Linked DNA regions of Mus musculus: region 2 is linked to region 1. The links are chromatin loops, found by intact Hi-C in ENCODE. Cell type or tissue: gastrocnemius. All regions are shown on one strand. Links, peaks and the distances in the headings refer to the core of each region. The heading gives the core; the rest is flanking DNA.

Evidence for each region. Peaks named below come from ENCODE experiments on the same cell type or tissue, not always from the same donor. Only the 100,000 strongest peaks of a DNase experiment are listed, where the experiment ranks them.
Region 2: a loop joins it to region 1, with 5 times the contacts of the local background. A loop is called at or near these places in 11 of 42 quality-filtered maps.

Annotation. Positions count from the first base shown.
Region 1 is chr2:33,636,565-33,648,700 of GRCm38, forward strand. It overlaps Lmx1b (LIM homeobox transcription factor 1 beta), which reads right to left and starts at 4,534. Exons shown (of 8, transcript NM_010725.3): 1 at 3,878-4,534; 2 at 2,925-3,111. The coding sequence starts at 4,034. It overlaps Gm39790 (a long non-coding RNA gene), which reads left to right and starts at 3,097. Exons shown (of 3, transcript XR_866136.3): 1 at 3,097-3,383; 2 at 3,506-3,666; 3 at 3,815-3,907. It overlaps C130021I20Rik (Riken cDNA C130021I20 gene), which reads left to right and starts at 4,629. Exons shown (of 3, transcript NR_046275.1): 1 at 4,629-4,780; 2 at 4,912-5,037; 3 at 5,563-9,099. In gastrocnemius, for the core only: a CTCF peak has its summit at 6,729 (motif pointing left); DNase peaks (open chromatin) are centred at 3,043, 4,580, 5,023, 5,829 and 1 more place; H3K4me3 peaks cover 3,891 bases.
Region 2 is chr2:33,567,536-33,579,671 of GRCm38, forward strand. Lmx1b (LIM homeobox transcription factor 1 beta) reads right to left here. Exons shown (of 8, transcript NM_010725.3): 3 at 1,515-1,747. Among named protein-coding and RNA genes, the nearest start is that of Gm39789, 18 kb to the left of the region's middle. In gastrocnemius, for the core only: a CTCF peak has its summit at 1,921 (motif pointing right); a DNase peak (open chromatin) is centred at 1,905.

The DNA.
Region 1 (12,136 bases), core at 1,939-9,938:
GTTGTCAGGTTTTTTTCTCAATGTTTCTCCGGGGGGAGACACGGAGCGGTGTTGGCGTTTTTGCGGAGGCCGCGCGTTTTCCAGGTTTCTAATTCGGTTTTCTATTCGAAAGAGGGCCGAGGTCTTGGATTTTCCCTCCCCCTTCTTTGAAAGAGTCCCCGAAATGCACATAAGGACGGGGTCGGGGGTAGGAGAGTTTTCAGGATACAAATAAAAACGTCTCAGTTCCAGGGCCGGGATTTTCTTTGCTCTGCCAGGCCTGCGAGTGGATTTTATCAATTGTCCTATATGAGCCCAATAGACAGTTAATCACCCCCGTGGTGCGTAAAACAACTCCGCGCTTCTGGGTGCCTGCAATCGTTGGGAACAAACCGAAAGGAAGAAGACACAGCAAGAAACACAGCACCTCTTTAAAAGGACCTACTCTGCCGTTCTGCGCAGGCGGGTGAAGAGTGCTTTTTACAAAAAGTACTTTAAAAAAAAGTGTGTGTGTGTGTGTGTATGGGGAGGGGGTGCTGCAAATTTCTCAGTGCTGTGGAGACACACACTTAAAATCAAGAAAGCACGTCTCTGTCCCCGATCGCCTTAATTCTCGTCTGAAAAGCATTTGTGCACACATGATATAAATATGCATCTGGGATTCTCAAAGAAAAAAATCATGAATAAAAAAATATTTTTTTTTATTGTGTAAAAGAACATTGTTTCCGTGTGAGTTCTTGCCGGCCTGGTTGATCTCCTGCTCCCTGCAAATGCTGCCAGGAGACCCTGGGGATTTGTCCCCAAGATTGTCTTGATAACCACTACTCCGCCCAAGCACACCAGGAGGCCCGCCTATAGCAGATACTTAATTGTCGTTATTGTTAGAAAGGAGAGATGGGGGAGGAAAGGGGAAACAGAGAGGATAAAGCCGGGGTCCTTTCCCTAGGAAACTCGGGGACGAAAGTCCGGGACTAAATTCCTTTCTAGCACCTGGAGTTTGCACCTTGGTAGAAGCCAGCTCTTTAGTGATGTTTTTCTTTTCTTTCAAAAACAAATACCAGTGGGACAAAGCAGTTGCAAATGTTTAATTGTTTTGTAAACTGGGGAGGCTGGTCACTCACCTAGCTCTTGTTACTATTTTAGGGCTGAGCCAGAAGGACCAGGGAGGTGTCTTTGCCCTGCTCCATAATGACCCCAGCAGCATCTATGTACAAAAGGTTGCAAAGTCTTTGCAGTGTTAATTTAAAAAAACACCCCAAAGTTTCAGAGGCTCATCTCTACTTTCCCAGGCCTCTTAGAAGACCCATGTGCGGTGTGTGTGTGTGTGTGTGTGTGTGTGTGTGTGTGTGTGTGTGTGTGTGTGAGGTTAGTGGCTAAGCTGGGTGTAAGAGGTACTGCTGGTGCCTAGCCACAGTACTTCCCAGAGAGGGGCTTCCTGAGTCACCCCAAGTCCCCAACCAGTGCTACCTCGTTTTATTCCTGCTGCTGTATGCCTGGTGGCCTTTTTCTCCCCAGGAACTAGAGTTCCATGGCACAGACACAGGACAGATATCAATGATATGCCTAAACCTGGGGAACACCGACCACAGAGAGGGACAGGCCTACATCATGTTATAGAACCAACAAAAGAAGAATCCTCAAAACCTACCCCAATTCTTGCCCATAGAAAACCCCACCCTACCCCAGCCACCAAAAAGAGCAAGGTGCAAAAAAGCAGTCCCTGACTGGTTCCTAGTTCCCGGGGATACAACAGCAGCCGGCCACCAAGGCCCTCTGCAGGGCTCTGGCCTGCAGCCCCAGTTGTTAGGCCCTAGTCAAAGAGTTTAGCTGCCCCTTTCCAAGCTAGACCCTGGATTTGGAGACCAATACTTTGGCTGCATTTACTGCATGGCACACGTAACCCTGCCTTTTTTCTCCAAGGGCTTTGGCACCCAGAGACCACTCCAGCCCAGAACACCTGAGGAGTCCCATCCAAGAAGCCTTTCTGAACGCCACTTAGAACTTCCCACAGTCTCACGCTTGTCTCTGCAACTTCCCTCCCAAGATTCCCACACCCCTCTTCCCACCAAGGCTCCTCATTGCACCCCAACTCAACCTCCCCCATTGCACTTCCAGGTAGGTCACCAGAAAAGCTCTGCATCTTCTGCGGTCTGTCCCCAGCCTTCAGCCACACAAGTCCACAGTGCCACCCTGCTTAGCATAGAAGCCAGCAGGTAAGGCTCAAACCACACCTCTAGTATCAACCACCCTTTTCCAGCATGCTGCAAGAAAGAAGGCTGTCTGGGCCTGACTCCTTCAGTCAGCCACTTCAACGAAGAGCTGTCTAGGAAGCTGTAGCTTCCTAGACAGATTGATTCTCCAGCTAAGAAAAATTGTAAGGGCAAAATTCCCGTATGGAACGGTTTAGGAAGAAGGACACCCATTTCTCTTTACCAGAGAAGAAAAGTGGCGCAAGGAGCCAGCCAGGGTGGAGATCTCCCGCCTGCATCGCAGCCAGGGTCCAGCACCCACCTCCCTGCTCCAGGAACCCCAGACGCTCTTGAACTGGGGAAACACAGTCAGGCTTGGCTCTCTAAAGCAATGCCTTTCTTGGAAAATATATTCTTGTCCCCACTTCAGGCTTTAGAGGGGCCAAGCCCTCTCCCAGGACAAACATCGTATCGACCGACCAGTCCGCCCCGGGCTTTGTCTTGTACCCCAATTCAGTCACTCTGCGCAGGTTTCCGGGACAACAGATGGCACCTAGGGGCACCCCACCACTGTCGGCTGGAAGGAGATGATTCGCCCCAGCCCGGAGACACGCAGCCCTTTGAGCCATCGGAGCTGCCGGGCCCAGTGGAGCGCAGAGCCGGCCGCAGGGCGGCGTGGGCCCTTCCCGGCAGGGACCGGCCGGGCTGGAGTGCTGGTCCATGGCGGGGAAAGAGAGGAGGGCGAGAGGCGCTTACTGTTGGTAGTCTTGTTTGCAGTACAGTTTCCGATCCCGGAAGTAGCAGCTGGTGGTGAGGGCTTGCTGACATGCCGCGCACTGCAAACACTCCTCGTGCCAGGACGACTCGTTGACTCGCATCAGGAAGCGGTCGGAGATGGGCCGCTGGCAGCCCTCGCAGACGGCGGGATGCGGGCAGTCGGAGCCTGCAGCGCACAGGGCGAGAGCCGGGCCGTCAGCGCCGCTTGGCCCAGCCCCGGAGCGCCTCCCGTCGCCTGAGGACCCCAGCCGGCGAGCCAGAGACCCGGCAGCCCTAGACAGCACGCTCCTTTCCGTAAGCTGGGGCGCCGTGAGGCCGAGGGCCTGCAGCCTTGGCTGGGCGCTGCGCTCTCCCCGCTCGCGGAGATCCAGCGGATGGTGTTATTACCAACGAGAAGGAGCTCCGCGCGGGGTGGCCGGCTGGAACCCAACCAGCGAGGTGAGGCCAGGACACTCGCTGGCTGACACGCCCCACGATGCTGTTGGAACCTTCTACCCCAAGAACCGCGGTTGGGATAGACCCGGGGATAGTTTTCTCTTCTAAAAGCTCCCCTTCCCCAGGTGACCTGGCCTCTCTCCCGGGCTCTAAGGAGACAACTTGGTTCTCCAGCATCCCTGCCACCCGCTTCCCACCCCAGCTCAGTCCAGTGTAGCAGCACTAGAACCCAGACCCGGAGAGGACGGTGTGAGTGACGGCTGAGGCTGTTCAGTCCTCTGTCTAGGTGACGTCCCTGAACGTTTTCCCCTCAGGGAGCTCTGTCTCGGTGTGCTTGTTACCCCTCCGGTGGTCATTCCAGGGGTCCGGACCCCCTCCCCACGTCCTGAAAACCTATTTTCTTTATTCTTTGCCCCTCACGCCGGTATCCACAGCGGCACGACGGACAACCCTACCCCCTGACCCGCACTATTCGAGCGTTGCGACCCAGCACTCACCCAGCAGCACCCCCAGGGTGGCGGGCCCGGGGCGAAGGGCGTGCTCCTCCATCTTGATGCCGTCCAACATCTTGATGCCGTCCAACATCTTGGCGCAGTCCGTCTGCCCGCGAGGGAAGCACCTCTCCAGCGACTCGGGACCTGTTGCTATATCCATGGGACGCCCGGCGCGCTGCGGACCCCGCCGGCTGGGCCGCTCACCCTCCGGCCCGTCCGCCCGCTCCGCTGCAGCCGGGGAGGCGCGGCGCCCGCGGGGTCGGGGCCGCCCGCTGCCCCGGGGCGAGCGTGGAGCGGCGGCGCGCTGGCCCCGGGCCCCGGCGTCGTGCGGGAGGGCCCGGGCGGCTGGCAGCCCCGCGCGCCGCTCTCTACCGGCTACTCGCAGCCACGCGCACTCGCTGCTCGCCTGTCACCTGCTTGTCAGCCCCGGGTCCCGGCTGCAGCAGCGGGCGGCACGCGGAGCCGCCCGGAGGAGTAGGAGGAGGCGGCGGCGGCGGCGGCGGGCGGGGGAGGGGGCGGGGGTGCAGGGGCGGCCCCGCGGGCTGGGGGGGCGCGGGCGTCGCAGCAGGGTCCCGGGCGGGGCGCAGCAGGCCGCGGGGCTCCAGGCGCGCTCCCCGCACTACTCCAGTGCCATGGTGCGCCCGAGGAGCCGCTCGGTTTAGAGCTGGGGCTGGCGGCGGAGGGATACTCCGGCCCCGAGCCGCCTCACCCCTCCTCAAACTTCCTGACATTTGAACTCATTGGTGCGCCTCGTATCACTGCGCCGGGATGAGCCGGCTGCTCCACGTCAAATAGTGCCGTCGCCTCCCCCCCTCCCTGCGGGAGGGCTCCCTTAGCCCCCGTCCTGCACCCCGTGCCGCGCCCTGAATCCAGGCGACCATCCTGTCCACCATTGGCAGAAGTTTGGTTAGCCATCGAAACAAATCCTGTGCCCCACCCCTCTTGAAAAATTGATTTGGGAGTTGGGGAAATCAGGCTTTCTTTTTTTTCTTTCTTGCCTTTTTTATTATTAATATTTTTGTTGTTTTTTTTTTAAGCTCCAGCGCTCAGAGGAGTGGCCCCAAGCGAGGCCAGACTGTGAGGACGGCGGGGAACGCAGCGACTTCTCCAGGGGACAGCGCCAGGCGGGAGCGGCTGGCCCAAACCCGGACTCGTAGTCTAAGGTAGGTCGCAGGGTCTGAGTTGGTGTCCCCTCGGGAGGCGGGGCCTGCACCGGACAGCCTGGTGTGCTGAGAGGGCTCCTAGGGTCGAGGGATGGGGAACATCAAATGTAAGCAAGAACCGCTGGCCCCGGACTCGCCAAAGGGAACCCTGACCTGGGGAGGGGGTGTAAGGGCTGTAGTTTGAGTAAGTAGTCCCAAAAAGCCCAGGCCTGGCAGAAATAGGGCGGGGGAATGAGTTGAGGGGGCTCTCATAGCCAGAATGGGAGATCTTGGGTGAAAGAGGACGGTCAGGCCCGGGTTGAGACCAAGAGAGTGTTAAGAGGGTCAACAGGGCTCGGAAAGATATCTTGTTCCCGGCCGGGGTCAGTGGGCGAAGGCTGGGCCTCCCAAGGCTTGGAGTATGAGGGGCAGGTAAGAAGTGGTGTCCTCAAGATCTAGGGGTGGAGGCCTGGAACGGCATGGGTACAGTCGTTCTAAGGAAATCTGTGTGACCTCTGAAATCGGTGCCCTTTCATTGTGGCTAAGGGACCTGGCCAGGGTTAGAGACTGAGCGCTGGCCACCCTTGGCAAAGTGGGCCTCGACAGCGGGCAACGCAAGGCCAGCGGCACGCAGCTGGAGACTCCTGGGTGCATCCGGCCAGACATCCGCGAGAAAACTAGAAGACGTCGCATCGGGAAACAGGGTACCTTCGGCCCCACCACTCCCGCGCGGGTTTCGTCCTGGAATAGCAGGAGGGATGGTGCGGTCCCAGGGCAGGAGTTAACAGCCCCTGCGAGCTGCTGCTGGGCGGCCCTGGCCCCTCCGGCTGTGGAGCAGCGGCGCGAAGCCGGGAGGGGATGGAGGGCTCGGAGGGCGGGTCCCCTGACCCCGCTAGAGGCGAGAGGGCGGATCAGATTTGGAGCCTGAGGGAGGCTTGGTCAGAAGTGGCCCCCTGTGCTGGGGGGGCCCCCCGGAGGGGCCCGGCTTTGTGGAGGATTAGCGGTCACCGCCCCACCCCAGTACCTGCGTGTGTGTCGGTGGGTATCGGAGTGTGTCTGTGTGTGTCCGCGCTCCCGCCTCGCGGAAGCTATTGAGAACGTGTGCACCCGTATTCCTGTGCACATACATTTTGTGTTTGTGTGTCCTTACGTCTTTCCAGGCAATGAGTGTGTGTGTTTTCGGTACACGTCTCTCGTGCTTCTATGTCATGTTTTTTACACGTCTTTGTGTGTGTCCTCGTGAAGGTGTAGATAGTGAAGATGTCTACGCCTTTGTATGCGCCTCGGCCCCTTTAGCGAATCTGGTAGATTTTTCTCTATAAGTGTGTCTCTGAGTTACCTTTGTGTTTCTGTTTGCCCCGGAGCTCCTGAATTGTTCTGTGTCGCCCAGGGGTTTTTGTGTTTGTGGCTTTGTGTTCTGTGTATTTCTCGGCGCCTTTGTGTATCCAGGAGCATGGGTATGTGGATGTAGAGTTTTCTTCACCCACCCTTCGTCCTTGTTTTTACCCAGTGTGAAAAATCTAAGGCCTTGAGCCCTGAGGTTGGGCAGAGGCCTGGGCCTGGATCTGGACCGCCTTCTCTGGGTATCTGGGCCCTGGCGCGTTACTGCGGGAAGAAGCCGAGCGGGTAAAGGCTGGGGCGTGCAGAGCCGGGAGGCACCGAACCGCTCGCAGAAGCAGCGGCCCAACCGGGTGCACTCCGCCCTCTGCTGGCCATAGTGTGTCTCTGCAACCACTGCTGGGCACCGAAAGCCCTGGTTCCAGGCCCGGAGCTTCGCCATCTCCTTCAGGCTGAGTCGAAAGAATCTTCTCTGTCTCAAACCTTAAAGACGAACCTCGGACTCTAAGCAATCGCACAGTGTTTCACCCCCATCTTCACCCTCCCATTTCCCCCACGCTCCCTGTGCCTGTCCATTTCTACCCCATTCCTCTCCGTTTTTCTTTGGCTGAATGGTGGCCCCTGTGGCCCGGCTTCAGAGGTTTCCCTGATCCTCTGGCTGGCATCTAAGACCGGGTCTGGACCTTTGACTGTGTTTGCTGCGCGTTCTGCAGTGCTTGAAGCCAGGTCTCAGCACCGAGGGCACACCTGTAGCCCCCCCCCCATTTGATGCATGGCTGGTGTGTTTTCCAAGGCTCAGAGTTTTGGGGGCCTCTCCCTGCGCAGCCCGGCCCACTCGGGTCAGGCTGCCGAAACTGTCGGCAACTGAGTCCAGAGTTCCCTGGGTGAACAGTGGCACCAAGATTGTCTCTAGTCCGATTGAGGACGATGCTCCGTTCACAGATGCCTGTTTCCTTCTGTCCGTTCTCCTCTACCCGTAGGCCTTCTTTGTCCTTACTTTTCAACCCCGAATTGACTAGACCCGGTCTTCACATTGCCCCACATAATCGTCCATGTGTCTCCGAGGCATTCTTAGGGTTCTTGGTCTCCCATCCTTTGCCTCTAAGGAAGAACAATACGACTGGACAGGAGAACACCGGCCTAGGCCTAGACCCACTTCTCTCCGCGGGCCTCAAGCTCCTGGCTTCGCCCGTCTCTTCTGTACAAGCGGATGCCCACCCCTGGCTCTGAGACTCACAACGCAGGTGGCCTATCTCTTCCGCGCCGTCCAACGCGGGATGCTTGCGGCCTCCGACGTCTGCTGCAGAATCCGCTCGGGACTGTTTCCACCTGAGAAAGAGAGTTGCCAGCGACTGCTGGAATCGCAAGAAACAAAACAGGGAGAGATCCGGGCTCTTCTTATCCCAGAGGCGTGCAGCTCCTGAGCCCTGACTTGGTCTCTGGCTCTTCTCCTTTAGGACCTTGCAACCTCACTCGGTAGCGACCCATCTTGTGAGAGCGGGGGAGCGGTGTGAGGGGAAGGGCTATACCAGCGAAAACCCAACCGTTTGGTGCTTCTGACCAGAGTCCGGGAGAGAGAGGACCCTTCCTCCAGGTTTAGAACCACCGGCTGCAGTGTCAGATCCCAGCAGGAGGAGGACCACAGCCTTGGATTCATCAGCAAGGAGGCTATCAGAAGCATCGCACCGGCCTTCCTGCTCTGCCTCAAGAACCGAAGCCATGGAACACCTAGGCTCACCCCATGCTGCCCCTGGCTAATGGCATCTCAAGATCTACGAGGCTCTGCCGCGCAGAATCAAAGCTGTCCCAAAACTGTGGGCCAAGTCGGGAGCTGCTCCTCGGGGAAACTCAGTCTATCCCAGACCCTCAGTGATGAAGAACCCGAAGACCACGGAAATGGAGCAAGGGCGCGCCCAAGACTCAGCAGAGGTCGATCACTAGCAATCCAACTCCCGAGCATCCAGGTACCCCTCTGAGCATTCTAGCTGGTCTTCACCCCACACACGAGTCAAAGCATTGGACGACCACTTTCTACTACCTAAGGAAGGGCGTCTGAAGTCTCCCTGTGCTGGTGGAAGTTCTCCAGAGAGGCGAGACTAGAGAGGGGTTTCTGGGGTACTTATTCTCCACTGGGGGCTTTTGAGGCTGATGAGAGAGGGGTGTCAGGGTTTGCTGGTGGCTGGTGAGTGTTAGGATGCCTAGAGCCAGAAGATGAACATCCGCAGCCAGATCCCTCAGCCCTCCAACAACCCCCACTCTGGCCATTACTCTGGACCATCAGGCATGGACTTGCTCCACTTGTGGGGAAATCAGGCTCTCTCAGATCCAAAGGCTGCCGGCAGCTCTTAGGAAGGTTCAGAGAAGGCCCTCCCAGGACTGGTGGCCCAGAACTGAGGTCTCCTACTGGCTACACAATGGTTAGGAACAGGAGAAGGGCAGGTGTCAGGAAGCATCCCTGTCTGTCTCAGGGTCTGGTTAGGAGACACCAGGGTAAAAGACCTGCTGCGCCTTTGTACTTCAAGGTCCCTGTCTGTGCAATGGGCATAAAAGAGACTTACAGAGTCTCTGAGAGGGTCACATGAAAGTGCTCGTGGTGTGGCCAGCTCACTGTGGGGCTCTAGATCTACTATTTGATGAATAATTGTATGGGAGGAGAGCTGCTACTTAGACATAGGAGACTCTCTTCCTCTTTCTGTTCCTCTGCCGCCTCTAGAGCCAGAACGAAAACAGACTTGTCTCAAATTCAGTCCTGTCTGGTCTCTTCCTTCCCTCTGGGACAGGTGGAGTCCCCGAGCCGGCTACTGTGGACTGGCCACCTGAGACACGGCCAGTGCCTGGGCACCCAGCACAAACAGCTCAGCCTTCTCACTTTGTCATGAAAACCGAGGCTGAGGGCAGCTAACACCGACAGTGAGAGCTTTGAGAGGCAATAGAATCAAGATTTTTTTTTAAAAGCTCTTTGGAAAGAAACCCGTTAGAGACTGTGATGTGTGTACTTTTTTTGTATGTTTGCTTTTTACCAAGCACTTTCCTAAGAATCTCTGCATTTCTTGCCAAAGGATGGTTTCAACAGGCATCCTGTCTTTAAGAATGAGTGGCTCCCCAGTCCAGTTACAGGAACCAGAACAAAGAGAGGGTGAAGGACCGTGTTTGGAGCCATAAAAGCCTCATTAGGAACTTAAGACTAACTCACAGAATCGGACACAGATTCACAAAAGCCAGGGAGTTCATTGGTCTCCACCCTGAGGGTCCACGGCTGGGGAAGGGGGGGTGGGTGTGAGCCAGGGCGGGTGCCTCTCTTATTTGATCTCTATCTTAAATCCACTTCAAAACGCTGCGGCTCAGCCGAATTGGAGGTTGGCCCCTTCCTGTAATTATTTGGTGTCTAGTAAAGTTTTTATGAGTGTCTGTGCAAATAAATGCATCTGATGATGTGCGTTTGTTTGGCTCTGCCTCTTGCTCCATGTGATGTAGGAGATGTGTGCATCGTGTGTTGGCCCTCGGAAGAGAAAAGAGTAAGGCACAAGCAAATAAAAATAAACCCAGGACCCCTGCATCTGTCAGGCAGAGGGGTGGAGCCTGGGCTGGTCCTCTGCTGTCTTCAGCTCAAGGGCCCCCTGAAGAACCTGCCAGTGGAGTCTAAAGCCTTTGGGTGCTCCGTGTGTGTGTGTGTGTGTGTGTGTGTGTGTGTGTGTGTGTGTGTGTGTGTGGTGTGGGGAAGACCGGTGGTCAGGGCTGGGGACCGGTCTTGGTGACTTTTTGGAAAGGCCCTTTTGGAAACAAATCAAGGCTCACCCATTCTTCGCTCCCTGCAGGGTGTTAAGGCAAAGTCAAATGAATGCTAAGTAAGGGTAAGTCTGGGGAGTTACATTGTTGCCGGTGTGAGCTTATTAGATCCCCCTGGAAGACAATGCTGGTAAGAGAGGCACACTGGCTGAAGTGTCCACTTTGGGAAAAGCCTCCACCCGGGGCTGGGGAAAAGCCATTGTCCTGTCCTTCTTCACATGACCTTTCAGCACAGTTGGAGGGAATCTGTGGAGCCCTCACTAGCATTCCTCCTCCCAGTCCCGCGGCCTTGATGTGTTTCTTTGAACTGATTATAGAACTTTTTATTGAACTATAATATGCATATAGAAACGTGTACAGAGTGTGAAATTATAAAGGGGACACTCCCATGCCAGTAATCCTAGATTAAGACAGAGGATGCCTCTGGTTTCCCAAAAGCTCTGGCTCTCTCTGCCAGCTTGCTTTCTCTAGTTCCGCCCTCAGTTTGGTTGGTTTTGAACTTTTATCTAAATGACATCCCAGAGCACATTTTCCTCCCTGTACTTAATCACAGGTTTTGGAGGAAAAGTCGGTTCTCGCTGATGGATCATCAGGGGGTTGACAACTTGGGGCTCCCATCCCCTCAAGCGGTAGATTTCTGGACTTTAACCCATTCATATTACATATCCCGAAGCATTTGTGCTGGTGATTTTGCTGCAAGTCTAGAACCCCACTCCCACCCCAAGGCAGAATTCCCCCAAAAGAAACACCCTGTACACCGGGGAAATGCACCCAGTATCTTCTTTCATCTCAGCTCCTCTGTCCACATCTAGAATCCTCAGACAACTGGCAACAAAATCAACACCTCAGAGAGGTGAAGTCACTTGTGAGAGGTCACACAGCCTTGAAAGGGTCAGATCCTGGATCCAAACCCCAACTGGCCTAACTCCAAACCCCAGGCTCTTGTCACCTCTCCACATGGCTCCCCTGGGCATCCAGACCCAGGCGTGAACAGAGCCCTCTTCCAGTAGGGAGGAAGCTGGACTTTTTCCAAAGGAAACGCTGGGAAACACAAAACCCCAAACAGCAAACAGGGCAGGATGGTTTTCCAGGCTCTAGCTGCCTAATTGACGGGGCTGGTTTGGTCTGGACCGGTCCAATCTCCCTAGGTGCTGTGTGTCACCAGAGAGGTGACATTATGCCATTGACTGTGCATTCAGCCAATGCCAGCACTTCGTGCCTGAAAGCCAGCTGTTCAGCCCCATCTTGCAGATGAGGAAACCGAGGCTGAGAAAGGTCCACCGTCCTCCCTCAGCCCACCCACCAGTTTGGAGCCTGAACTGGGTTACAGCTGGATCAAGGACTGCCCTATTGATCTCTGCTCATCTTCACCTTGAACGTATCTTGTCCTCAACTCTCTGGTCTGATCCACTCTTGCTGCCCTGTTTTGATTGAATGGTGGCTCAAAGGTTCTGGAGTCTTGGGTGGGTGGGTGGAGCTGAGCTGCAAGAGCCCTTGGCTGCTCTCCAGGCCTCTGCCTCGATTCTCTCATTGAGTGAGTGATTTTGATACTTCACGTTACTATTGGGGAGTTTAACAATGTCTGTGGTCATTTGTTTGTATGTATGTGAGCACAAGTGTGTGGGGAATGCATCTCCGTGTGTGTGTGTGTGTGTGTGTGTGTGTGTGTGTGTGAGAGAGAGAGAGAGAGAGAGAGAGAGAGAGAGAGGCCCAAAGCTGATGGGGAGAGCCTTAATCACTCTCTACTTAATCTACTGAGGCTGAGTCTCATGCTATTGTAGATTCTGGCTTGTCTTGCTAGCCATTTGGTCATAGGCAATCCGGTTTCTGTCTCCTGAGTACTGGGATTACTGGGTTTTTGTTAGTTTGTTTGTGTTTTTTCCTGAGGTTCTGGAGATCCAATCTACTGAGCCACCTCTCCGACCCCTCTGTGGTCTTTAGAATCTGTAACAATTCAGAATGTCAGCTCCTCCTATTAGAGGAGCCAAAGGGATGT
Region 2 (12,136 bases), core at 1,769-9,768, 69 kb before region 1:
TCCACAAGTTCCTCGATAGCATTCACAGGTGTATGCGCGCATGCACGCGCATGCACACACACACACACACACACAGTCAGGAAGACCATGACCTAGTACCCTGGTGCACATGCATGGCTGTGCACAAGGCTTGGGGTGAGGGCTGGGAGAGACACTTCTGCCCCCGTGATAGCAGTGGGTTGAGGAGGAGGAATGGCCCCACAATAAGCAAGAGGCACACACTAGAGCACGTGCAGCATTCTGGAGCTCACACACATGGGCAGATCTGCTCTTGTGTGACTCTGCAGGCCAGCAGCCTCCTGCAATAGACAGATGGCAACTGTGGCCCAGGCTGGCCCTGGGCTTCCCCACCTCAGCCTGTTTGAAAGCCACCTTCTCCTGCTGGCCTCTGAGCATCATGCTAGCTGGGGACAGGGTGAAAGAGAAGAATGGATGGAGCCTTCTTTCTTGAGGCTTCCAGGGACACAGGGACCAGGCATCCTCACAGGAGGTACTTAGGACCAGGACATGCAGGCATGTGTACACACACACAGTGGATTCACTGATGGGTGCACACACCTGTATTGTTAGAGATGTTTACTATTGCAGGCTCACAGAGGCCTATACCCACAGGCAGGGACACTTCCATGCTAAGACACATGTGGCATGAAGTAGCATGTGCATCCAGCCATACACACAACACCACTAAGATGACCCCAGGGGTTTGGGCCTTAGAGACCTAGGAACATAGCCAAGCCTCCTAACAACCATTAATTCTGACACCCAACACTGGAACTTGTCCCCTCCCTAGCCTCACCTTCTTTGGAGGTTAGCCCCATGGAGGACTGTGGCCTTACAATGTCTGTAAGCTGGGCCAGTGGCCTTCCCTTCCATGGGAGTGCAGGTGGCCACAGGGATGCTATTACAGGGTCTAGCCTAGGGCTGACCAGCAGCAGATACACAAGGACTCTGTCACACTGAAGCCCAAACATTGGAGCCCTGGCAATTTCAGACACTCCCCACGTGGACAGAGGACATGCCTGTGGGCCTAGGGTACCTCCAGAGACAGGCCAGCCATCTTGACATGTTCCCTGTCCAAGTCTCAGGAGTGACAAATCTTCAGGATCTTGCTAGAGAGCAAGCATATGCATGGGTATAGCACATGTGCGTGTGTATATAGTCATGCGTGTGTGTCCCATGGGTGTGCTGGTCAGGTGCAGATGCATGAAGAATATACATGTATGTGTGTGTGCATAGGAGGAGCTTTGCGTGTTTGGGTGTGTAAGTACATGACTTTAAGTACAAGCACACGAGGTAGTGTCTTTACGACCCTGGGTATGTGTGTGATACACAGTTGTGTGTACCTCAGGGCTGGCACCCAGATAAGTGATAGGGTGGATGTGACATTGGATGTGACACCTTGATGCTGGCTGGCCATGCACGGACATGCGGGTCTGTGGATCTCAGAAGCCCCGCCCTCTGCGCTCCAGCACCCCGCTGTGCCACGTCCTGCAGCCATCCCAGCCTCGGCTCACCAGAGTCAGACTCGTCCGGGCTCACGGAGCTGAGCAGGTCTTTCTCCTTCTCATAGTCACCCTTGCACAGCAGCTGGCCCTCCTTGAGCACGAACTCGTCCCCCTTGCGCAGTTGCCTCTCGCACACACAGCAGCAGAAACAGCCCAAGTGGTACACACACTCCAGCGCCCGCATGACGAACTCGGTAGGGGCGATCTTCTCCATGCAGCCGCTGCACTTTGCCGCGAAGAGCCTGCGGGGCACAGAGGAGGCACGGGCTGGGCATCTCCCTCTGCCACCCTGACAGACGGGGGTGGGGACAGGGATGCACCCTCTTCTTCTGCCGGTCCCAAGGGGAGCCAAGGTGGGCATGAGGTGCCCCTCTTGGGTGGTCAGCTCTACCTCTGGGTCTTCCTGCTCAGGATGGAAGCCACTAGGGGGCAGTGTGCAGGGTCAGCTTCACACTGACTACTAGCCTCCCTCAACCCCATAGCCAAACAATTCCAATTTTGCTCTGCCCTCCAGCCTGGGCCCTTTTCCCCTCCCTGGGTCCCCAGATTCTCAAACCCTTCAACCCTCTCGCACCTGTGCTTCAACACAGGACACAGACGACTCTTTCTAAAATGCTCGTTGATCTTGTTCTTTCCTGCTCCACACTCAACTGTAGTTCCTCAGTGCCCATAAAACATCCTAGTCCACGTCTCCTCCTTCCCAGCTGTAATCTCCGAAACAGCCATGGCGTCTCCAGGGTACCCTCACAGTGGCCTCCAGACGCATGGCCTGGTGCCACCTTCTTGTCCCTTTATTTCAGCATGGGCACAGCTTGCTGAAACACGGGTAGCTGCTGTACTCAGCAAGCACGTTACACGTGCATGTCACCTGATCTGGCTATGTCCCATGAGACCAGAGAGACCTGGCCCCATTTTAGGGATGAGGAAGTGGAAGTGCAATAGGAGTTCGTGCTCAGAGTGTGTTCGATGTAGCAAACATTTCCCAGTGTGGGCTGACTTTGTCCGATCCAAGAAGCCAGCTGGGATAGGGTCTCTGTGCCCCTGGCTGCCTTACCCTTCAGGGTCCTGCTGTTCTGCTGACCGCTCCTGCCCACATCCCACACCCTGTCACATGCCTGCTCTGTGGGAACTCAGCTTCAACAACACTTTGATGGAAAAATTTATGAAGAATCAAATTATTGCTGCTGGGAGGGAATTAAAACCATTTTTCATTCCCTGCATCCCCGGGCCACGTCTGCGGGCGCCACCTTGGGAGCACCGCGCATCCCATCCCTCTTTATGGCCCGCCATCATGGGCACAGATTACAGCTGCAATTCTCTGCTAATCGGTTCTGGAGCAGGGACAGCCATAAAAGCCAGGCTCACACCCTGCCTCCTTTCCTGGGGCTGCTATCAGCACTGCCCACAACAAAATGCTGTTTCACAGTGGACGGGGATTCCTCGGGTTCTGATTACTGCCCTGGCACTGCCCAGAGCACTCAGTGTGGGGGCAAGCTCAGTACCCACCTCTATTCAGTCTGGCAGACTCCTATTCAACCTGCAACACCCAAGTCCAACACCACCTCCTCTGGGAAGCCTTCCTAGAGGCTTCCTTGATGATGCTGAGGTATAAGGGAAGTGTCTTCTCTACCTACCTCTGAGCTTCCTTATTGCCTCAGGTTGCTCTGTTGCAAAATGAGGAAGCCAGAAGAGCTTCCTGAGGATTTGATGACATTGAACATGTGAATCAGCAAGAAGTCACCACGTAGTTCTCTGAGGGGTCCCAACTCTACTGGGGATACCTCAAGGCAGGTTATGGCTCCTTCTAGTTCTCAGGGGAACTCTGCATTTTGTCGTGCAAAGTCTTGGTATGGGACTGAAGGTCAACCCAGGTGCTTGAGGCAAGTGAGTATCCTCTAGGCCCACACCAGCTTATAGCTTTGCAAGAAAGGTACAGGCTGAGTGGTTTTAATTCATGGGGTGGGGGTGGGGGTCTAACCTGCCCCATTGGCAACCTTAGGTAGGCAGAGGCTCCTGGGAACTCGTCTGGCCATGGATCCCTATTTAGAGGTGGATGCCTACCCCTTACTACCACTCCATGATTGACCAAGGTGCCCAGTAAGGGCTGCAGGGGTCTAAACTGATGGGCACTGGCCAGATCCCAGGCCAGAGTCAGCACATCTTGTGGGGCTCCAAGAAGCAAGAGCTCCCTAAGCTGCAGGAGGTAGCAAGCCAGGCATGCGCTGGGGGGCGGGGGGTGACCTGCATTCAGCGACTGTGCCACAAAGCTGGTGCTCCTGCATTCAACAGCCGCACTAATGCCTTGGCAGCAGGGGGTGGATTGCGACTTTCTCCATGCTCATCAACACAATCTATTATTAATACCCCTCCAAAGGCTCCAGCAGCCATTTCCAAGCAGCACAGCCACTCGGGGTGTCATCTGTTATCTAGATTGCAAGAGCCCGGGAAATAAAACAAACGGCGTGCACTTTATAAACGGAATGTGTCTTCCGTTCGGTCTCCAAGCATCTCTCCGCCCAATAAAACATCGGGGGGCACGTATGAAATACTCACTCCCAATTATGGGGCAGGCTTTGTCTACCATGCAGGGATGGAGTGAGAGCTACTCACGGGTGTGTGTGCCTATATAGTAAGTGGGGGTTCCCTCCTCTCTCCAAATCCTCTTCTCTCTCTCTCTCTCTCTCTCTCTCTCTCTCTCTCTCTCTCTCTCTCTCATCATGGGCACAAGGCTGGAAACAGAAGCCACAGAGAGCCAAGGAGAAGCAGGCCAGCCACAGGCAGGGAATTGCCATCATGCAGGCTCAGAAGCTTCATAAAGCAATTCCCCTCTCCGAGCCTCAGCTTGCTTTGTGTGTAATGGGCTCAGCGCTGAAGCCTGCATCTCAGCATGGAAGACAGAAGCTATCAGCTTAAAATTGCAAGCAGACAGGGCTGGGGCACACCTTGGCTCCACAACTTCAAGACACAGACCTAGGTCTTTGCTCGTCCTGGTTGAATGCCCTATCCCCTCACTCCACATCCACCTCGCTATGTGACTTTGGACAGGATGTTAAGCCTCCAGCCTCCAGTTCTCCATCGACTACATAGGAACACTCAGGCTGGCCGAATGGAGCTCAGCTGGTAGACTGCCTGCCTAGCACACATGAAGACCTGGGTTCCATCCCCCACAAACCAAATTGAGGGCTAAGAATGCAGGAAGCTGGGTTTGATTCTCAGCATCACATAAAATCAGATGTGGTGACCTACATGTGTAATCTCAACACCCAGGAGATCAGTAAAGCCATCCCTGACCATACAGTGACTTAGAGGCCAGCTCGGGATACATGAGACCCATTCTAAAAATAATAATAAAATAAATAAAAACCAAATAGAACACCACTCTATCTGCACGTCTTCCAACAATCACCGTGTAGAACAGTCTTTTGTGAGGTCTTTCCTCTCTGGACGAGTCCCTGGCTGTGGGACCCCGTCTTCAGCAGCAATTCATTTGGTTTGTCTGAAGCACAATTTATTAAACTCATAAGAGACTAATTTAAATAAAAAGTCTGAAAATGCAGTATTTTGCAGAGGATTTGAATATGGGTCATAAGACTGACCAACTTCCTAGCCAGTGAGCACGGAGGAGCACACATGGAGCATGGTTCTTCAGCAGCACACACACTTGGACTCCCTGAGATGTCCTCACCTCAGCCCTGGCATCCTGCACTTAGCCATTTGCCTCAGTGTCTTCATGTGTTTTAAGGGGACACTGACAGATGGAACAGGCTGGGGCAAGACTCCTGGGGTTGGATGGGTAAATGGGGACTGTGCTTGCTGCTATTGTCCCCCAAGATTCCCAGCCCTGGTGTAGCATTCTCTTTGGGTGGAAACTCCCTTCCTCCCCCTCACTGTACAGCCTATGCATGCCCCACCAGTGCGCTTTACGGTTTGTGGGGCCCTTCATCGGGCTCTGATGATAACTTCTATGCCACATGTGTGGCTCTGAGTGGGACCTCCCTCAGCCCCTAGACAAGGCAGCTCCAATGGTGAGTCTGAGCCTCTTGGGCCTTGTAACCACTATACTCCTCCCCGGGGGACATGGCATTTCTCAATGGATTCGGAATCAAGGTTTAGGACACTCAAGACCTTAGTTTTACTTCCTACTGTAGTTTGAAGAGAAAATGTCTCACGAAGACATTTGCATATGTGGTTAGCCTGTGGTACCATTAGCAGGTGGTATTTCTTTGGAAGGTGGGGCCTGGGGAAAGGTTAGGTCCTTGGGCTGTAGCCTTGAAAAGGATACTTCGGAGCTGATGAGCTGGCTTAGCGGGTAACAGCACTGACTGCTCTTCCGAAGGTCCTGAGTTCAAATCCCAGCAACCACCTGGTGGCTCACAACCATCCGTAATGAGATCTAATGCCCTCTTCTGGTGTGTCTGAAGACAGCTACAGTGTACTTATGTATGATAATAAACAAATCTTTGGGCTGGAGCGAGCAGGGACTGAGTGAGCAGGGTCAACTGGAGCGAGTGGGGTTGACCAAAGTGAGCAGAGGTCCTAAAAAATTCCATTCCCAGCAACCACATGAAGTAGAACAACCATCTGTAATGGGATCTGATGCCCTCTTCTGGTGTGTCTGGAGGCAGTGACAGTGTCCTCACATACAGAAAGTAAATAAATAAATAAATAAATAAATAAATAAATAAATCTTAAAAAACAAAAGAAGTTGATACCTTGGGGATGTTGTGTCAGTGATAAGCTGACACACTGTCAGTCAAATCAGACTTCAGTTTGGTTCAAAACACTTGAGAGCACATGATAATCTCAAAGTTCAAGACCAAATCGTGGCTCTAAAGCCGTACCCAGGCCTGTCACTAGCTGCCATGTTTTCTGCTGTTTCTGAAACAGCAATTCCCATCTGCTTCCAAGGCTTGCTGTCTCTCACTCTTCCTTCTGCTTCTAGAGTGCCCATCTTTCAAGGCCTCCTTCTCCAGGAAGGCTTCCCTGATGCAGAATCTCAGCCACTATCTACGTGTCCAAGGTCTCTACTGAGCTGGGGATTGACTCTGGCCTAACTCCTCCCACCCCCGTCTGACAGTGAGATTATTAGTGTTTGTCGAATGGATGAACAACCTTGTGAAAAATGAAATCGCATCCAGGTTGAGTGAGAAAAAATTATGGTTTTTTTTGGTTTTTTCGAGACAGGGTTTCTCCATGTAGCCCTGGCTGTCCTGAAACTCACTTTGTAGACCAGGCTGGCCTCAAACTCAGAAATCTGCCTGCCTCTGCCTCCCAAGTGCTGGGATTAAAGGTGTGCGCCACCACGCCCAGCTTAAAATTACGTTTCTTTAAGAGGCTCTAGGAATATGGCTAAGTGCCAGGCATGGTGGCACATGCCTTTATTCCCAGCACTCGGGAGGCAATTGGTCGGATCTCTGTGAGTTCGAGACTAGTCTGGTCTACAAAGTGAGTTCCAGGACAGCCAGGGCTACACAGAGGAATCCTGTCTCAATAAATAGATAGATAGATAGATAGATAGATAGATAGATAGATAGATAGATAGAAACCTGCCTAAGTAACAAGATAAACAGAATTGTTCTCTCTGGCCCCCTCCGAGACCTCCGAGACTATTTGCCTGTCTCTCTTTGTCTAGAGGTCTGCCAGAACGTCACCCTAGCTGGACCAGGGTGGCTGAGGCAGATGCTTCCTATAAGCCCACCCATAGGTAAACCTCAGAGCTCCTGGACACCACTGCTGGACTTGTTGCCCAATGGAGACCACATGAATAGGTGCCACTGGCCTGGTGGCTCTCTGTGCTCACTGCTCGACCTCCTTGGCTTCATCCATCATTGTCCTGGAAGCCAGCTCTGAGGATGTCTGCGCACAGAGCCAGGCTGCTTGGTCCCATAGAAATGGCCACAGTGTGGCAGGTGATCTGCCTGGTTGTGTTCACCACAGGAAGGTGTGATGGCCAAATGTGGGAAACAATGTCAGGAGGCTCCTAGGGGTGGGGACACTGCACAGGCTTAGGAAGTTGGTTCTGGGGGTGACAGGAATGGTTTTGAATCCCAGCTCTGCCCTGCTAGCTTCCTGATTTGGGGACCTGAGGCCCTGGTTCCCTGTTAGAAAATGGAGGTTGGATGCCCATGTAGTAGATGTGGTAGCCTCTTCTTCGACCACACCCAGGTGGTAGTAGGACCCCAGGTTCCATTGATGGGATCAGAATAATAAGAGCTCCTTGTGGTGTGGTGTGGTGTGAACTTCTTACAGTGGAGGCTGTGGTACCCTATGAGGTAGGTGCAGGAGTAAGGGGCAGGTCTCCCTGGGGACAGGGCCCTGGACAGTAGGGGTGGCAGGGATTGTAGAGTCAGCCCATCACTGCGACTTACTGACATCTCCCCCATGTGCCTGTGCATCCTTATCATTCCTGGCTTAGCTGTTTTTTATTTGGAGACAAAAAGGGGCCTGTTGATGGGATCCAACTCAAACCAGCTGCAAACATCTGCTTTGATGCGGCAGGAGCCGCAGGCAGGCCCGGAGTGCGCGTCAATCAGGCGGCTGGAATGTGCTGCGTGGCTGGCCATGCTTGCTGGCTGCCGGTTGTGGTACCTCCTGGCCTGCCAGGGCTTGGCAGGGCCTTGCTGACCCGCCGCCTGCCCAGCCTGCATGAGGGCGGCCCCAGGGGCTTCTCTTAGCTCTTTGATCCACCTCCGGGGCACAGTGGGGAGGCCCTAGCCAGGGCTGGAGGTCACACGCCACAGGCAGGCAGGGACCAGTCTAGCTTGGAGCCTGAGGTACTGTCTGCACACATTCAGAGATCCCACGGACGCTGGTACCTTTTCCATGTCAGGCACTGAATGGGGACGGATCTGGGAGCAGAAGGGACAGCCCACCCAGGTCCCACCTCAACATCCATTCTCACATCAGAGGGGACATTTTAAGGTGAGAACAGTGTGTCTATCTGAGCAAACAGACCATCACACACACAAGGTACAAAAGGAGACAATAAGGTAACACAAGCGGTGACGGAGAGTCCAGAGGGCTGCAGTTTTAGAGGAGCAGTCAGAGGCGGCCTGCTCTACACATCACGGCATCTAGGGAAGGGGATCCAGCTGTGGGAACAGCACTGTAAAGGCCCTGAGGTCAGAGTGCACATGGGGTGCCAGGAAGTGACACAGGGCACTGTGGCTGGAGCAGGTGAGTGTGTGTGTGGGGACCCGGGTGTAGGCAGAACTTGGGGAAGGCTGATTATGTGACCTGGGAAGGCTTTGAGCTAACGAGTAGCAATTAAAGGGTTTTTTGGTTGTTTTGGCATTTTGAGACAGGGTTTCTCTGTGTAGCCCTGGCTGTCCTGGAACTCACTTTGTAGACCAGGCTGGCCTTGAATGCAGAAATCCACCTGCCTCTGCCTCCCAAGTGCTGGGATTAAAGGCATGCACCACCACTGACCAACTCAAAGGCTTTTAAAAAAGACATTTATGTAATAGTTGGTATGGTGGGGGGGGGGGGTTGGGAGGGAGGAGCGACAACTGTCTGAGTCAATTCTCCCCTTCTACCATGTGGGTTCTGGGAATTGAACTCAGATCACTATCTTGGTAGAAATCACCTTTACCCATTAAGCCATCTCTTTGGCCCCCTGGACTGGTATCTTAACTGGCTCTCTCTGGCAGCCGTGTATGATGGATGAGAGGCAGACAGGCTTGGGGGCATCAGCCGAGTAACCTAGGCAAAGGTGAGGCTAGCTCCTGCTAGGTGCGATCAGGGAAGGCGTCCTGAAGTAGAAACCTTCTGAAGGGGAGGATGCCAGAGAACAGGCAGGGTCTGAGCCTCTCAACAGTGGTGGGGAGAAGCCATTAGAAAGGAAAGCTGAGATGCAGGAGAGACTGGGGCCTTGGCTCTGGACAGGATGTGCCCAGGGCAGCCAGCACTGCCACCTGAAGCTCTGGGGAAGCTTAGACAGACAGAGTTATGGGCCTGAGCACAAACATACATTCACACACATGGGCACCGCATGTAGCCCTACAGAATGAGCTTGTACCATGTGGCCTCCCACCTGACAGTTTGCTTCCCATCTTCAGAGGAACACATCATGGCGTGGGGTGGACACTGCTCTGAAACCACACCTTCCTGGGCAATAGTCAGGGACAGACAAAGTCCAGGACAGAGGGAAAGTGGATCAGTGCCTGCCCCTCTCCATCTGAGCACCTTTCCTCGAAGCCCTGTGGTCCATCTCAGGATGCTGCTCCAGGCAGAAGAGCCTCAGGATGTGAGGAACCAGGCTAAGGGCTTTGTCATTGTTTGAAAAGCATGGCTATCGGTTCTTGTCTGGGTCCCCAGGACTAGTGTAACTTGGGTGATAGAGAGTTTGCCTTCTAACATACAAGAAGCCCTGGGTTTGATCCCCAGCACCACATAAAGGCAGGCATGGTAGCACATGATCACAATCCCATCTCTTGGGAGGTAGCGGCAGGGAGAATAGTTTATCCTAAACTACATAGACAGACTTGCCCTCACTCACCACATTGATGAGTGCCTGTGAGACAGGCTTTGGACTGCCCCTTCCTTTCCTCCTGCTGTGCACCCCAGCCCTAGGAGCAGAGCCAGGTCCCTTCCCCTCCCCCACCTTCACTAAGGTCACCAGCTCCTGTCTCTGGATCCAACAGACCTTAGTACTCTTCCTACTACAATCTAAGATTTATTGAGTGTTTCCTACAGACCAGGCCCCAAGCATTCTTTGCACACGGATTGTTCCTCTAACTAGAGGCACGTCCAGCCTTGTTACAGAAGAGGGAAATGGTTAGAGAAGGCATCAGGCTGCTGCTCTCCTGGCCTTACTGTGGGGTCCTTGTTCTAGAAGCCCTTGGTGTCTTTCCTCTTGCCCACCTAGTGATAACTTTGTCTCACTGTAAGTTCAGAGAAGCCAGGTCCATAGACCCAGACTGCAGGTGCTAAGGACATGAAGGGTTGTGTGGTCCCCATAGCCCAGGTAGAAGAGGAGATGTAGAGCCACCAGCTTTGTCTTGGGGTCCTCCATGGCCAAAGTGGGCTGAGTCCAGAGCCATGTGTCCAGGAAGGGCTGTGGGATTATGGCAGAACCCAAGGAGGTATATACACAGTCAGGTAGAAGGCAGCATTGGCTGGCAGCAGGGAACACCTGTTTGTGGCTTCAAAGACCTTGGGAGAGCTGGGGACGGTGACCCTCGTCTGTAATTGAGGACAAGTTCAAAGCCAGCCTGGCTACATAGTGGGTTCCAGGTTAGCCAGTGCCATACAGTGAGTTCCTGTCTCAGATATTTAAAGAAATATCTCAGAAGAGGAAAGGCAAGATGGTGTAATGGGTACAGGTGCTTGTTGCACAATCTGAGGACCTGAGTTCAATCCCTGGAACTGACATAAAGATGGAAGGAGGGGACCAACTCCACAGAGTCATCCGCTGACCTCTACAGGTGTAGAGGGGCTGACTTGAGAGTTGCAGTCTATGTAGAGACAGACAAGCAGAGAGGTCATACCAGGAGGGAGCCGCTGGAGAAGCAAAGGCATGAATGAGGAATACGCAGGCTATTTGTAAGGCTGAGGGGACAGTGCAGTAGATTGGAGCAGGTTGATAAGGACGAATGTCAGAGAGCAAGGCCCCAGGCCCAACTCGCAATAGCTGAAGGTAAAGCACATCCTTTTGTCCCATACAAGGACACATGCAGCCACTCAAACAGTTACCTCACAAGCTATGCATCCATCCTCTCTCCCATTCACCTACCCATCTTCCCACCCGTCCACCTTTATTCATAATATTCATCCATCTACCTATCTATCCATCCATGCATTCACCCACCCATCATTTATCCACCCATTCACCTATCAATCAGCCCACCCATCTACCATCTATCCACACATCCATCCATCCATCCATCCATCCATCCATCCATCCATCCATCCAGTTTACGCCATACCTGCCCATCACCCCAGCCATCCACTCACCCATGCAGACTGCCTATTCAACCCAACCTTTCACCGCAATGTGAGGTGTTAACATTTACCAATGGCCAATTGTTGTGCCCGGTGACAAGGACCAAATGGGAATAGAATCCACAGGCTATCCTAAGTAGAAGGAACAGCAGCAAGGCATTCAAAGGGAGGGGTCCAGACACTACTGTGGGGTAGAGCACTGCCCCAAACTGGTATTGTGGTCCACCATTCTCACCCCAAAGATTTTGCCTTCTTTGTTTGTAAACTGTAGCAGGGTTTAATTAGGGTTCTATCAACATTGAGAAACTTCCTTTGAGCAAGCATGTCCTAGAAGAAACTCCATTAAGGCAATTTAATTTTTTGATCAATTTTCTTTCTAGTATAGTTAAATAATTTATAACTTTTCCCCCTTTCATTGTTTTGCTTTACTAAAGTTATTTTTATTGAGATAAATGATTTTTTTTTCACCGACGGTTTTAAAGAGTGCTAGCTCTGCTGCAGGGCTTGCGCCCACCTCCAGCCTTGCTGACGGCCAGTGGCAGCACATTAAACCTGCTTAGCCTCCCTGCCGGCAGCTGTACTTCATACTGACTTTTTTTTATTTACCAAGGTAAATCTCCCCTAGGCTCAGGAGGGTGTTTCTCAATGCTGCCAACTAAATCACTGACGTTTGTTTTCACAGATCTTAC